2 separate regions of the Homo sapiens genome follow, and region 2 is linked to region 1. Evidence: chromatin loops called from intact Hi-C (ENCODE). Cell type or tissue: OCI-LY7. All regions are shown on one strand. Links, peaks and the distances in the headings refer to the core of each region. The heading gives the core; the rest is flanking DNA. Region 1 overlaps LYPD6B (LY6/PLAUR domain containing 6B). Region 2 overlaps EPC2 (enhancer of polycomb 2).

The links. Hi-C counts contacts between places; a loop is a spot of excess contacts. Peaks named below come from ENCODE experiments on the same cell type or tissue, not always from the same donor. Only the 100,000 strongest peaks of a DNase experiment are listed, where the experiment ranks them.
Region 2: it touches region 1 in a loop (2.5-fold over the local background); 1 of 110 quality-filtered maps calls a loop at or near these places.

The regions. Positions count from the first base shown.
Region 1 is chr2:149,159,395-149,163,791 of GRCh38, reverse strand. It overlaps LYPD6B (LY6/PLAUR domain containing 6B), which reads right to left. Exons shown (of 7, transcript NM_177964.5): 3 at 2,957-3,028. Among named protein-coding and RNA genes, the nearest start is that of LYPD6B, 120 kb to the right of the region's middle. In OCI-LY7, for the core only: no CTCF peak of the experiment used is centred there; DNase peaks (open chromatin) are centred at 2,061 and 2,701; H3K4me3 peaks cover 1,580 bases; H3K27ac peaks cover 1,492 bases.
Region 2 is chr2:148,652,953-148,657,349 of GRCh38, reverse strand. The region is part of intron 1 of EPC2 (enhancer of polycomb 2); the gene reads right to left. Among named protein-coding and RNA genes, the nearest start is that of EPC2, 10 kb to the right of the region's middle. RefSeq lists an enhancer at 3,850-3,939. In OCI-LY7, for the core only: no CTCF peak of the experiment used is centred there; no DNase peak of the experiment used is centred there.

The DNA of each region.
Region 1 (4,397 bases), core at 220-4,219:
TTCCCAAAACAAGAGAATGATTACATTCTAAGCTTTGATTTTACTGTGACCTAAGCAAAAGGTTACTTCACTCCAGGACACAGGGGGAAAAAATAGCAAGTTCCATAAATCAGTGTTCCCTCACCTGTAACCTGAGGGAAGAACTGATACCCAACTTTATAGGGAAATTACTCTGAAATATATGATGAGAGGATCTGGAGGCTTAAGTCCCCATTTGTTATAAACAAAGCTAACACATTGAAATGAAAACAATCTTACTCAATTATTTGATAAGCTGGACAGCCATGATGCTAAAGGTTCTTACACAAGCCCGGTAGCCTTTGTCTGTGCATTACTTGTTTGTTCTTCTGTTTGTTGATTTCATACCTTGTACTATCTATTTTGTGGGTATGTCAGCATGGAGGAAGAAGTTTGTTGAGGGTGCAGAGGCGGGAATGGCAAGAATTATATAAAAGTAAGACCCTCTCCTTCCAAGAGCTTACAGGTCTGATCATCTTGAAAAACAAAATTCCCTGCTTAAAGCATCTCAGAGTAACTCCACTGAGCTCAACCAAAATTGCTGCATCTATTGAAACTCCTCAGGTTATGAATCAAGAGAGTTCAGAAAACTCCTGACTGTGTGGAATTACAGAGCTGATGAGATGTTCACAGATGAAGATGCCATAAAATAAAGTAACTTACAGCTAGTTTTGGCACAGAGCTGAATCTGGGCTCCAGGCAAGCAGGACTCCTGCCCCACCCCCCACAGAGACCCCTCTCAAGATGCAAGGTATTTAAAATGTGAGGGGATGCAGGCACCCCACAATTCCAACCCAGTTGCCCAGAAAACAGAAATTAGCTATCACATATGGTGAGCAGAAACTCCGCACTTATCACGTAGGAGCAAGTCAAGGATATAACTTCTTGTGGAGTAGACTTAAGGCTCTCTAACCATACACATTTAATAGAGTACTCAGCAGCCATTAAAACAGGCAAAAGCGCAAGAAACGACTTGGTTACGTTTAAAGTTCAAAACTTAAGTACATAGAGACTATGTGAAAAAAGTAAATACAAAGGGGAAAACAACAGCAAAATACACTAAAGTGTTCATGACTACAACTGGCACCTTTTAAAATTGGGTGATTTTTACTCTTAATTCTTTCTGCTGTTCTCCATAGGCCAAATATGCTTTAACGATCTTGAACTACTTAAATGCTCTTGAATTTTTTGGCTACCTTCATGCAGAAGAGATAGCTAGAGTGTCAACAGTAGGTGGTGGTCAGGACAAAAGGGAATGCAAGCAGGGGTGAGTGTGGACATCGAGTAAAGCACAGCCGTAAATACTCCACATGGGTTGGCCCCATTCAGTGCTGTTCAATGGGTTACATTCCAGTTCTGCCACCTTTTAGCTTGTCTAACTTTGGGCAACTTACCTAATCTCTTAGGTAAGCCTCAGTTTCCTCAACTATAAAAGGTGGATATTAATAGACCCTTCCTTACAGGAATGCTGTGCAGATTGAGTGAGAGAATGCATGCAAAATGCTTAGGGTGTTGCCTGGTAGACAGTAAGAACAAACAAATGTTACCTGTAGTGATGGTGGTGATAGAGATGGTTAATAATAGAGTTACATTTTATCACCACGGTGATCATGATGATGATGATCCTGACACTGTTTAACACTGTTACTAACAATGAATTACGTTTCCTTGCTTTGGAAAATGACCCAATGTTCCCATATGTCTTATGACTAGACCGTCATTCCTCTGATCCTCAAGTCCTCTGGGTTTCTTACTAGCAGATTCTTAAGTTGAAGTTACAGCTCACATTCCACCCAATATGCCCCGGGGAAAAGAGTGATGATAATATATAAATTCCTGCTTGTTGTCTTGGGCCTTATTAGGGTCATAAAATGTTATCCATTTAGAAAGGCATCTTAGTAGATATTTTACAGAATTCTGCTTTGTACTTGAAACATATAATTATCATTAACAAACACAGGTGCTAATAATTCAATCTGCTCTTTAGGCAAGAAACAGGAACATAAACATGGCCCTGGCCAGATCAGCTCATAATCTTAAGCAATTTCCTTTGCATGTTTCCTCCCTCTCTTCCAGCCATCAGATGCAAAGTGGGAGGCCTGTTTGACAGGCAGAAGGCCTCTGGGCTGGTAGTTGATAGCCTTGATAGCCAAGAAGAAGACCATGAGACAACCAGGCCCAGTCCCCGAAGCCTCACACAGGCATTCCTTGGCATTTGCCACCTGCCCTCAGAAAAACCAAACCTCTGATTTGATGTCTTCACCTAAAAAAATGGAATCAGGCCTGACACACTAACCTGGTCAGCCTGCGCAGTAAGCACCACACCTAAAACCAAAAGACAAAATGCATCAAGTAAAAAGCAATCATCAATTAAACACATAACTTTCAATGTGCCCACGTCCATCTATGCTGTCTCTCTTCTTTGTTGGGGTAACACTCTCGTCCTGTTTTAGATCAGTAAATATTTTCTAAGGCTTAACATGCAAAGATTCTGTAACTACAAATGCTCAATAATTAGTGCACACATGTTCTAAGTGTATTCGGCAATGTATTTCACTTAATGCAGACACTTTTGAACATTGCTCCACACCCCCGACGCACCCCCATCTGTCACTGAGAAGATTACTCTGAGGAAGTTCTCTTTCAATTGACCAAATTAGCTTCTGTGGTAAGCAGAGAAGTCTTTGATCTACCAACCATTCGCTGAGCATGGGGACTCCCCTTTTTGGTTCACCAGAATTGTAACTTAAGCACAAGCCAGGCTTCCAAACCGCAGGATCACAGTGAGCAGTGAGGGCTTAGGATGGGAAACCTGGCAAACTGCCAAGGAGATGGGAAAAACACAGGGTCCCGGGACTTTCAGGAGTCCATTCCCAACAACTTAACCAGAGCTCCCAAATGAAAAGCCGAGGGCTGTTGTAACAGCTGCCATTCTTACCTTGAGAAGGAGAATGTGGTTGTCAGGCTCCTCTCTGGAACAGTGAAAAGGTTTGCACTCAGAGTAATCAGCCTACCAGAGATAAAAAAAGATAAGGAAAGAGCCACTGCTGACGATGAGTAACGTTCTTGAACAACTGGAATGTTTTCTAACAAAAGGCAGGTTTCTGGATGTTTGGAGATGTTTCAGAATAGAACAGCAATACAGTCAATTGAACAATATCAAATGCATGAAATCCCTGGAATCAAGTCAAGGTGGGGCCATTAACATTACAGAGAGTGTGAGCTAGCGTTTTATTAACACACACCTGGGCCCCATCTAATTAAGAATGGTAATAATTGGTGAAATCATACACCTCATCACATCCCTCCACAAAAATGGCTGCTTACCAAAGAGCTGGCAGAACTCTCTACAACACTGGCATATATCAGGGTATTTGGCAGGCCGTAGCATTCACACATTCAACACATCCACAATGAAGACTCTGTGCCATTTAACCTGGTTTGGAAGACAGCCCTACCAGCTGATGAAATAATGACAACATGAGTCTTGAACCCAGATGAGGAGGTGGGAGGGAACTGGAATGTTTCCCTATATGCATTCAAATGAGCAAATATAAAAGACAAAAATTATGCCCAATTTTAAGAAAATTCTATTATATATTTATACCTTTTTTTTTGGTAAGAGATGGGATCTCACTCTGGCCCAGGCTAGAATACAATGGTATGATCATAGCTCACTGTAGTCTCAAATTCTTGGGCTCAAGCGATCCTCCCATCTTAGCCTCTTGAGTAGTTGGGACTTCAGGCATGTACCACCACACCTGACTAATGTGATAGCTAATTTTATACATCAACTTGGCTAGGCTATGGTGGCCCGCTGTTTGGTCAGACATCAGTCCATGCCAAGAAGGTATTTTTTATATGTGATTAGCATTTAAATCAGTAGCTTTTGAATAAAGCAAATTACCTTTCATAATGTGAGTGAGCCTTATTTGATCAGTCGAGGCTTTAAGAAAAAAGACTGAGGTCCCCCAAGAAGAAATTTTGCCTCCAGCCTCTCTTTGGACTCAAGATTGCAACAATAACTCTTCCTTGGATCTCCAACCTGGTAGCCTGCCCTATGAATCTCATACTTGCCAAGCCCCACAATTGTATGAGAAAATTCCTTAAAATAAATCCCCTTGCCCCTACTCTCTCTCTCTTTCTATACACACACACACACACACACACACACACACACACACGCACACATATGCTCTCTCGGGCAGGGTTCTCTGAAGAACCCTAATTAGTACTAGTATGCCATCTAATTTCAAAAAAGAATGAGTTCATTTACAAAACATATATACTATGTAGAGAAGACAACATAAAAAGAGGCTGTAAGAACATGAGAAAAAGTCCACAGAAATGTATGTTGTAAGGTAATTATTACTTGATGT
Region 2 (4,397 bases), core at 157-4,156, 510 kb after region 1:
GGCTAGGCTATTTCAAATAAACTCCTACTGACCAAGCACCTATAATGTATAAACAATCTTCTTCCAAGTACTTGGCTTTTACAGAAAGTGACCCATCACTTTAAGCCAAAATTAAGTAAAATCTATGCATTACTTGATTAATAATCAAGCAGCACTGTTTCTTTAGTCCATCCTCCGTAACAGTTTCTGTTCTTCCAAATTCGTTCAATAGGCACTGTTTATAATACAATTTTGCCCGTCCTAAAAGGTGACTCTACACTAGATCCCAAAACTGTTTCAACTCTCTTAATAACTCTACTGGGTGTCATACACTTCCCTATATGAGCGTAACAACAGGCATCTAAAAAAAAACTCATGGCATTCTGGCATACAGGAATCATTTCAAGACTAATCTGTAAAAACTAATTCAATAGTACATTATAGTCAATTAGCTATTACATGAATTGATATTTAAACTCTGGTTCAAATCATGTCCTTCATGATATAAATTTCCACAGTATCATTTTCATTTTCCACATTAACACCTTAAAATGTGTTCATCTGTGTAAAACTCCTTTCTCTCCTACTAAGCAATAAGCTGCTTGTGAATGGGTACATCTTACTCCTTTCTGCGTCTAAAGCACATAGAAGGTGCTGTACATTCAGTCACAAATATTTACTGAGCAAATACCAATATGCCATCTATACCAAATGATGGAGTATACAAAGGTAACAAAGAAAAGGTCCCTGTGCTTATGAGGCTAAGTTACTGAATGAATAAACATCACAAACAACTACAGTGACAGTAGGAGACAGTGCAGTCCATATGAAATATCTGGCTTGCCAACATGATACCTGAATAGGATGGCTTTCTTCAAAAGAGTATATTATTGTTGCTCTTCTGACTCAAGTTACTACTTGAGGTCATAAATAAATATTACAGTAAAAACACTGACAAGTCACATTTTTAATAATTAATCTGACTTTTTTGGTATAAAAATAGGAATACAAGCACTATGCACAATGCAATAAATAAAGTCCTATGCACAATGCAAGGCTTTGCTGACAACCAAACTGCCACTTAGGAATGACGGGTTAAGGTTTGCTATCCAAACTACAAACAATCAACAGAAAGCTACATTCTGCTAATTCTCAATTCCTCAGAGATGTTAAAGGGAAGGAATTGAAAATCAAAATTGCCTGACCTTGTAACTCTAGATTAAAAAGCTAACTTTAGGATCACATATTACTCACTTACAAAATGAGTATAAGAGAATTACTTGGTTACTTTACCGAGTAAAAAAGCCTTTGTCTAGAAATTTTCTAGAATAACCCCCCCCCCCCCCACACACACACACACACACACACAGCTAACAGCAGCTGCCTCTGTAGCGTGTCTGTGAACTTGAGGAAGGAAAGACACTTTTTATGTATATGCTTTTGTGCTGTTAAATTTTTATATTTAAATCATGTGGATCTATTATTTTTCAATTTTAAAAAGCTAGTAGTAAATGTGCTAAATGTGAAAATAAGACAATTCTGTCTATAGTACCATCTCCTGTATAGTAATGGGAATAAAATCTGCAGCCTGTATGCTTTTGAGACAAGGACGACACAGGAATGAGATTGCCATTTGGGCCATGGAAATTCTCCTGAAGATTTCTGAACCTCAGGTCGTAGGTTCCCAAAACATCCATAGAAAGAACTAAGGGGTCCATGAACTTGGATGAGAAAACATAAACTTCTAACAAATTTAACATTTCCTTCAATTCCTAATGTAGACAACAGACCACAGTAGTACTAGCAATACCAACAGAAATCCTAGATCTTTTCACGTCAAATTATGTCAAAATACCGTTTATATTTATCATTATTTTGAATTTACAATAACTAGATCCAACTGTAGATTCTGTACTTAATGTGCTAATAAAGTACACATATTAAAAATTGTTTATTTTGATAACTTTATTTCAATACAATTGATTTATCTGACCTTATTTTATGCATTTATGGCATCATTCTGAGGAGTTCCAACAGACTGCCAAAAGAGTCCATGTCACCAAAAAAAGGTTAAGAAGCCCTGGATCATAATTCTCAAATCAGATGCCAATACCCTTCACTTGGAAATTGAAGGAGGAAGCATTTTGGGGTTATTCCAACTAGAAAGTTCCAGAAATTAATGGGCAGAAGATAGATGTAATAAACTTGTTTTGCCAGTGACCGTCTCATACAACCAACTACAAATTGAATGCTAATAGTGCCCCAGTTGAGAAACATCTCAAGAATCAAATAAATGGCATGACTACCCTCATCAATACCATACTTTTGAAAGTTTCCAAACAAAAGTGTTCATCCAAGAATTCAATGGTATACTGGAATGTCTCTATTCACTTCTCTAGTGTACAACACCCACTGCATAGATTTTCATCACTAAAACTTATCTTTCCCATAACTAACTAATCATCTAACCTAAAAAAAATCATTCTGAGGAACAAAAACAATATTTATTAATTATTCAGGGCCCAATTATTACTCTACGGATTAAGTGAAGATTTAGTTCTCTTAGCAAAAAATTTTCAAGGTCTTTAGTTTTTAAAATCAATTTGCTTGTCAACTGCTGTGCCAGAAAACAGAAGGAAGGAGGAAAACACACATATTAACTTGTAATGTTTGAAAGCGCTCTCTCTTTTTGTTTGTTTGTTTCTAAGAGACAGGGCCTCAGTCTCACTCTGTCATCCAGGCTGGCGTGCAGTGGCGCTATCACAGTTCACTGCAGCCTTGAATTCCCGGGCTCAAGGAATCCTCCAGTTTCAGCCTCCTAAGTAGCTGAGACTACAGGTACATGCCACTCCACCCAGCTGATGTTTTTATTTTTTGTAGACACGAAGCCATACTATGTTGCCCAAGCTGGTCTCAAAACTCCTGGCCTCAAGCTGTAAAAATGTTTAATTGGCATGAGAAAAAATGTGAAACTCTATCACAGAATAATGTATGGGAATACTCTACATTTTACTCTTCCATCAACCTTCATATTTGTTATCCTGTATAAGTGAAAATTGTTACCAAAAAAATGAGTGTTGCCTATAAGACACAGACTTAAGTTTTTACAAAAAAATGTAATCTTGGCCGGGCATGGTGGCTCACACCTGTAATCCCAGCACTTTGGGAGGCAGAAGCAGGCAGATCACGAGGTCAAGAGATCAAGACCATTCTGGCCAAGATGGTGAAACCCCATCTCTACTAAAAATACACAGATTAGCTGGGCGTGGTGGCGTGTGCCTATAGTCCCAAGCTACTTGGGAAGCTGAGGCAGGAGAATCACTTGAACCAGGGAGGCAGAGGTTGCAGTGAGCCAAGATCGCGCCATTGCACTCCAGCCTGGGTGACAGAGCAAGACCCTGTCTCCAAAAAAAAAAAAAACAAAAAAAAAAGTAATCTTTAAAACTAACTTTTCAGATACTTATTAAACAGATGAGGAAATGGGGCTCAATGAGGTTAAGTAATTTACCTCACCCATAAGGCAAGTGGCAGAGGCCAGGATTGGAACCTAAATCACAATTTCAAAGTTCCAACAACTTCACCAAATTAGCAGCAAAACTGAATGCTGCTTGTTGACTCCCCAACCAAGACATGAGACACGTCCTTAGCCCATTTAAAAAAAAAAAAGCAAGCAAGCAGGGAAGCAAAGATAGGAGTTAAGAGAGGTAGCAGATAGGCTGACTCTCCAGTCTGCATTCCTCTGACTTTATAGCAACAGCTGCTTACAGTAAAACAAAAAACCTAAAAGAAGACAGATACAATGAAACTGCTGAGGAGAAACTGGAAGTGACTGGCATCTTCCTCCACAGTGTTAACCCTGTAAGAAGCGGTTCTGCATGATAGAATATGTAAATTTAAAGCTCTGTCCCATTTAAATAGTATAGACAAGGCAAATAATCGATGATCAACTTTAAGTTAAAATCAAATAATCATGATGGACCTTCTGCCATCTGCATTGGTCTCCTTCAGGGCTTATTCCTATCAGCCTCTCCTCCTCATGCTGTCTCTACACACCCATTACTGTTTTTCTACTTCAACTCTACTTAAAACTAAATGAAGATGCAGAGCTGCATTGTTTACCAATACAACGAAACTCAATCCAAGTGACCAGCAACATGCTAAGTGCCTGTATTACAAACTTTTTATCACTTAAGACAGAAAGTGACAGAAGTACCTGGATTGCTATCCTGCCTGTCTTGGGTACTGAATAAAACACACATGATACCTTCCCTCAAGACATTTAGTCTTGTTGGGGAAATAAGTGTCTACTCTCTCTCGTGCACATGCTCTTTTTCATACATATATAAAATTCACACACACACCATTACACACACACTCAAGTGAGAAAAATGATACTAGAAAATTAAAATAAACTCAAG